Regions from separate parts of the Homo sapiens genome. Here region 1 is linked to region 2. The links are chromatin loops, found by intact Hi-C in ENCODE. Cell type or tissue: psoas muscle. All regions are shown on one strand. Links, peaks and the distances in the headings refer to the core of each region. The heading gives the core; the rest is flanking DNA.

Region 1 (2,899 bases), core at 237-2,736, 170 kb after region 2:
TCTGGCGCTGCAGAGCCCAGCCTGCCGGTCCCTGGGCCCATGGGGAGGCACCAGAGGGCTCTGCTGGGCCATGGAGGTCCCCGACCAGGTGGTCACTCATTGCTTGTGGAGTGGTCCATGGCCCATGAGTTTATTCCTGGGGTCTGTGTGGGTGAGGGTAACCAGGTTCACAGCTGGGCACTTACCCCTTGCACAGGTGACACTAGTTAAAGTGGAATCTATATTAGCTCGCACGGGAGTGCGTGAGGAGCTGGGTGGGAGGGCGGGCGGGCGGGCTTGGTCCTGGCCCTGGCATAAAGCCTGTGCTCCCGATATTCTGCGTCTTCCTGTTGAGGAGCCGCCAGGGCTGCCGTGGGCTCTGAAGATGGTGGGTGCCATAAGGACCAGGGGATGCGGAAGCCTCTAGAGGCTGAGGGAGGCAAGGAGACGGTCGCTTCCCCGGAGCCAGCCCTGCTGACATCTCGACGTTAGCTGGTGGGACCTGTTTTGGATTCCAGTTTCCAGAAATGTGAGAAAATAAGTTCGTGTTGTTTGGGGCACTAAGTTTGGGGTGATTTAATAGAGAAGTAGTAAAACTAGCCCACGAAGGTGCACGTATTGAAATGTGACTTGTCCAGGTGTTCACAGTGGCGTTAGGGGGACGGCATCAGTGTTCTGGGAACTGCAGTTTTACTGAAGGAAGGGGGCTCACCGTGCCTTTCCTCACATAACTGAAGGTATGTCCGCCTGCCACACAGCTCAGGAGACAGCGACTAGAATTCTGATTTTATTTCTTATGGGAAGCAGGCCACAGTCAGAACACAGTGAGGGCTGAAATGAGCTTCCTGCAGCCTCAGCTGGAAAGAAGAATTGGAAGTATTTTTGATGTTTTTCTACACAGACCTGTCCTTTCAGGTTTTGTTAAGTTCTGGAAAAAGGGAGAAGCCAGGCATACCTTGGCGAGGGACAGTGTTTCTGGCGATCGTGCGGCTTCAGCCTGAACGTGGCCGTGTGGCTGAGCAGTGCGGGAGGGCTCTGGTCTGCACGTGTCTGTGTGGACCGAGGTCACGGGGTATTGTCCCAAGCACTTATCCTGATCTGGCAGAGGCTCTGTTCCCAAATAATTATTCCACGGTTTCAGAGGCTGTAGCTGAGTGATAGTCTTTTAACTTTGTTGCATAAAAGCAAACAAAGTCTGTCATGAGAGTCTAAAAATCATTATTTAGTAGTCATGACTAAATTCATACATGGAGCTTTGGGATGGAGTGAAAGCCACCGTCACCTGGCGTGGACGCTGTGTGGTATTTTTAGCATGGTGGGCGCCTGCTCGTGCCTTGAGCTCTGTCTGCAGTGCGAGCGACAGCTGTGCATTTGAGAAATGTGGGCAGGTCAGCTTGCTCCTCCAGGGGCCTGCGGGCGTCCGGCTCAGGGGCCTGGGACGAGGCCATGTCAGTGGGAAGGAGCTTGGTTGTGTTTCAGCAGATATGTCTGCCTCTCCAGGCCTGCAAGCCAGCCAGAACCCAGTTTTCCTTTGGTCATCTAATGCCAGAAAAAAACCTGTTTCTTAGAGATTCTTGTAATTTATATTAATGAACCATTTGACCATACATAAGAAAATATTATCAGAAAAATGCATGAGGCTTTACAACTTGGCAGATGTGTAACTCACATGATTGAATCAAACTGTTGAAGATACTTGTTTCACTTGAGGGTTTTTAGCATTTTATGTGCAGACCAAATGCCAATAGCATTCTGAAAGAGTATTTTGGAATTTTAAACACACAATCACAGAGTGGGACAGTACTGGGTCCTGGGATGCTGGTGAGGTGGACGTGACCTCAAGCTCTTGGAGCTCACAAGCAAGCAGGATTCCTAAATTGTCACACCTGCAGTGCAGGGAAGTCAAAGTGGATTTCTGTAAACGAGGTATTAGTGCAATAAGGAACAGATGAGTGCCCTTGGAGGGCAGTTTTTGAGCCTCCCAGACACCTGGGGCTGGGGGGGCGGTTACCCACCAGAGCCTGGATGGTGGAGCTGGGTTTGCTGGTTGCCCTGTGTGGCAGGTCATTACGTGCAACAAGGAGCAGGTGAGCGCCCTTGAGGGTGGTTTCTCAGCCTCCTTCGGAACCGCAAGTGGAAGACGCCCCAAGCAGGGGTGGGGGTGGGGGGGTGGTATCCACAGGAGCCTGGACAGTGGGGCTGGGTTTGCTGGTGGCCGCTACGTGGCAGGTCACTGCGTGGAGCAATGGGAGGTGGGTGGAGTGGGAATAGAGGACACACCCTCCACAGCTACTGTTGGGAGTTGGCCCTGGTGGCAGAGGGTGCATAGAAGGATTCCCATCAAGGGCAACACGGCTAGGGTCCCACGTGTGCTGGATGCCGTGATATGGCCATGTGTGGTCTCAGTCTCCACAGCCACCCTGGGAAGTGGGTTCAGTTACCATTCCCATCTCACATTTGAGAAATCTCAGGGGCTCACATCACAGCTGAGTGGGGTGGAACTAGTGTCTCAGCCAGGACGTTGGCCCTAGAGCCCAGCTCTTACCCCGCTGCTATTTGCAGTCCCCCAAGTTTGTAGAGAGGCATGTGCGGTAGTGGGGGGCGGAGGTCGTGTATTTCAGGGGGCGGCTGAGATACCAACACAGTAGGGGCGGGGGGCAGGAAATAAGTCAGGCGGGAGGCACAGAGGCAGTGCCTGGGAGGTCTGCATGGGGTCTGGGTGTGGGGGCACCTCTGGGCCTGTGAACCCCGTTGTGTGCTCCTGGCTTGCCTAACCTTGGCCCTTAGCCATGTGCTACGCATTTTATGTGAAATCTCAGTCCCTCCCTGGCTTTCTTTCCTTAAATCACGGAGTCTCAGTGGGGATGGGGGGTGGTTGGTGGTCCATGGAATTTGCCCTCCACCTCCCCATCCTTGTCCT
Region 2 (2,899 bases), core at 161-2,660:
GGAGGAGGGGAAGTGCAGTGCAGCGGACACAGATGGTGGTCCAGGTAAGAAGCGTCACCCCGACAGTGCCTGGGGGCCCAGCTCAGGGATGCCTGCTGCAGACCACCTTTCCTAGAAGCTCCACCTGAAAGGTTTTTTTTGAGACAGGCTCTGTTGCCCAGGCTGGAGTGCAGTGGCATGATCTTGGCTTACTGCAGCCTCGAACTCCTGGGCTCAAGTGATCCTCCCACCTCAGCCTCCTAAGCAGCTGGGACCACAGGTGCACACCACCATGCCTGGCTAATTATTTTTGTAGTACAGGGTCTTGCCGTCGAACTCCTAGCCTCCCGAAGCACTGGGATTACAGGTGTGAGCTGCCATGCCCAGCCCTGAATGGTTTTTAAGGCGTGCACACACAGTCTTAGAGCTGGATTTTTCCAAAGCCGGCTATTTCAGCCCTGCTCCACGGGCTCGTCAGGTCCCTTTGACTAGGGGTCTGTGGCTGCCAGAAACAGGTTTGGAGGCCGGGACGTGACCTCCTGCTGAGGGCTGACCAGCTTGCTGGGGAGAGACCCGGCAGGGAGACTCACTGGCCCTACAGCTTGCTGGGGAGAGACCCGGCAGGGAGACTCACTGGCCCTACAGCTTTCCCTGCAGCTGGGCCTGGCGCAAAGCAGCTCAGACTTCAGCCTCGCAGGCCACACCCCTCCCCATCGGTGACTGCTGCCCTGAGTGAGGCCGGCACACGGCCCCCTCCTGCGTTGTCTCCAGGTCTCTGTCCACTGATCTCTATCCTGGCAGCCTCTGCCCTGCCTCGCCAGTGCCTGCTGGAGGTCAGGGGGCGGCTGTGGGCCTGGGCACGTGAGGGGCAGTGACTGTGCCCGCTTGGATGTGTGCATGGAGTGGGCAGTGCAGGAGCCCAGCGAACAAGGAGCATGGGGCTGGCATTTGGCCTGGGAGGCCTGGCGCATCTTCCTCTTCCTGCCCTCAGCGCCTCTGCTCCGCTTTCTAGCCATGTCGCACTCGGGGATAAAACCGAGGACATTTGGGGAAATTCTTGGCATCACGTATTGGAAAGGCAAAGGGGTCCCAGGCTCCATCTTCGGGTGCTGTGGCCTGAACTGTGGAGCTCAGACCTCCCCACGCCCCGGTTGCCTCGTGCAGACAATTGGGCCAGGAGGGGGTTCTGCATGCGGCAGATCCAGCCACTGCCAGGGCACCCAGAACCACGCGCGCAGGTTCAGTGTCAGTGCCAGAGAAGCCCGGCCCAGCCGTCCCTGTCCGTGTGGTTGTGGCTTCAGCAGACCTGCCAGTGGCCAGTGCTGCCTCACGAGGGCGTCTGTGGCCAGGCTCACCAGAGACTGGAAAGTTCCCGGAGGACAGGGGGACGGACACCACGCCAGCTGGAGCGATCTTCTGGTGACGAGGCGGCTCCACCATCCAGTGGCAGCTCCTTGATGTTCTTACTGTCATCGTCCCCAAAAATCCCAACAGAATTCCACGTCAGGAAACAAAAAGGAAAGACACACCCGTGGCGAAGGCCCCAGCCCCACCCCCTGCCCAGATAGACAGCCATCGGCGTGCGACAGAGACCCAGGAGAGGCTCCCTTGCCCCCTGCGTCCACACTGGGTGAGCCTGCAGCGCTGGGCAGGGCACCATGGACACCTGGCGAGGAAACGCAGCGGCAACATCTGCCTGCGCAGCCTGTGGCGGGGGCTGGTGTCGAAGGGCGCATGGGCCTTGCAAAGGGGCCCCAGCCAGCGCCCCCTGGCCCCGGAGCAGAGCTCTGCAAGGTAGGACTTCCCCGCGGCCTCCCAGGGCCATGTTTGGTTTTGCTGCCATTCTGGGAAGGCTGTGTGCCTCGCAGTTGTGCTCTGGGCCGAGTTTGTCTTCCTGACCCGTCACAGCAGCCTCAGCACTTTAATCCCGTCCAACGTGGCAACATCAAGGCACGTCCGTCAGGGGGACCTTTGAGCCCAGCGGGGCCAAGCGGCCTCCCAGCTGGAGCGCACAGAGGACAGCCAAGCCGACGTCCCCCTGCCCCAGAGTGGCCTCTGGAGCCAGCGCTGTCTCGGCAAAACATCACCCACCAAGTTATGTTCATGTTGGTTTTTAATTACATTTGTTTTATTTGCGGCTATTCGGCTTTATGGCGGAATACAAGTCAGCAAGAGCTTGTGCCCAGTTTTATTAAGCTGTTTGTACAGCATAAGTAGCCATTAAATCAAAACCCTGGGCAGTGGCAAGACTTTCGTTTCTGTTAAAGAGGGTCTGTGTGTGATTTCAGTCTGAGAAACACTGGGCCCCCGTGCTCCACGGTGACCACCTGCCACACGTGGGTGGTTTGGCAAGAGAAGCCATGTGGTGTTTCCTCCGAGTCCACACCAGGATGATGGTGCGTTAGCGATATGTGGTCAGAGGACACATCACCGTCAGAATTAACCCCGCCCGTCTCACGTTGCTTTTTAATGTGACTCCCAGGAAGCCTAGGATCCCCTGCGCAGCGCGTTCTGTGTATGGAGCAGCAGCACGAGCTGAGGCTCTGCTCCCGGTCCTTCCCTAGACCCCCTGCAGCTGCTGCCACCCTGGGTGCTGACCCTCCAGCCAGGGGTCTCGGCTTGGGCCCTGCAGGAGCGTGTGGCCCGGTCCCATCACCAGCGGGTCTCTGTGTCCAGCTGCACCAGCTCCTTCGGCTGGGGCCCTCCAAGGATGGCTGGGGCTGTGGGCGGCTCCAGGCCGGCTTCTGCCGTGCACCTGGTTTCTAACCCACCCGGAGCCATCCTACTTCCTAAGCTCTGTCCAGCGCCCAGTGGCTGGCCCAGCCTGGGATGAGGAACGTAACGGGGATGTGAGGTCAGTGTGGGGAGAGTGAGGGGCCTCCCAGGGCGGCTCCCACATCCTGCCTGTCCTGGCAGCCTC

What was found. A loop is a pair of places that touch in the nucleus more often than their neighbours do. Peaks named below come from ENCODE experiments on the same cell type or tissue, not always from the same donor. Only the 100,000 strongest peaks of a DNase experiment are listed, where the experiment ranks them.
Region 1: a loop joins it to region 2, with 2.3 times the contacts of the local background. A loop is called at or near these places in 2 of 110 quality-filtered maps.

What each region holds. Positions count from the first base shown.
Region 1 is chr10:616,906-619,804 of GRCh38, reverse strand. The region is part of intron 1 of DIP2C (disco interacting protein 2 homolog C); the gene reads left to right. Among named protein-coding and RNA genes, the nearest start is that of DIP2C-AS2, 10 kb to the left of the region's middle. In psoas muscle, for the core only: no CTCF peak of the experiment used is centred there; a DNase peak (open chromatin) is centred at 1,344; H3K4me3 peaks cover 498 bases; H3K27ac peaks cover 2,248 bases.
Region 2 is chr10:788,020-790,918 of GRCh38, reverse strand. No RefSeq gene overlaps it. Among named protein-coding and RNA genes, the nearest start is that of DIP2C, 100 kb to the right of the region's middle. RefSeq lists a cis regulatory region at 1,945-1,958 and enhancers at 1,880-2,024, 2,320-2,899. In psoas muscle, for the core only: a CTCF peak has its summit at 1,301; DNase peaks (open chromatin) are centred at 1,318 and 1,658; H3K4me3 peaks cover 1,183 bases.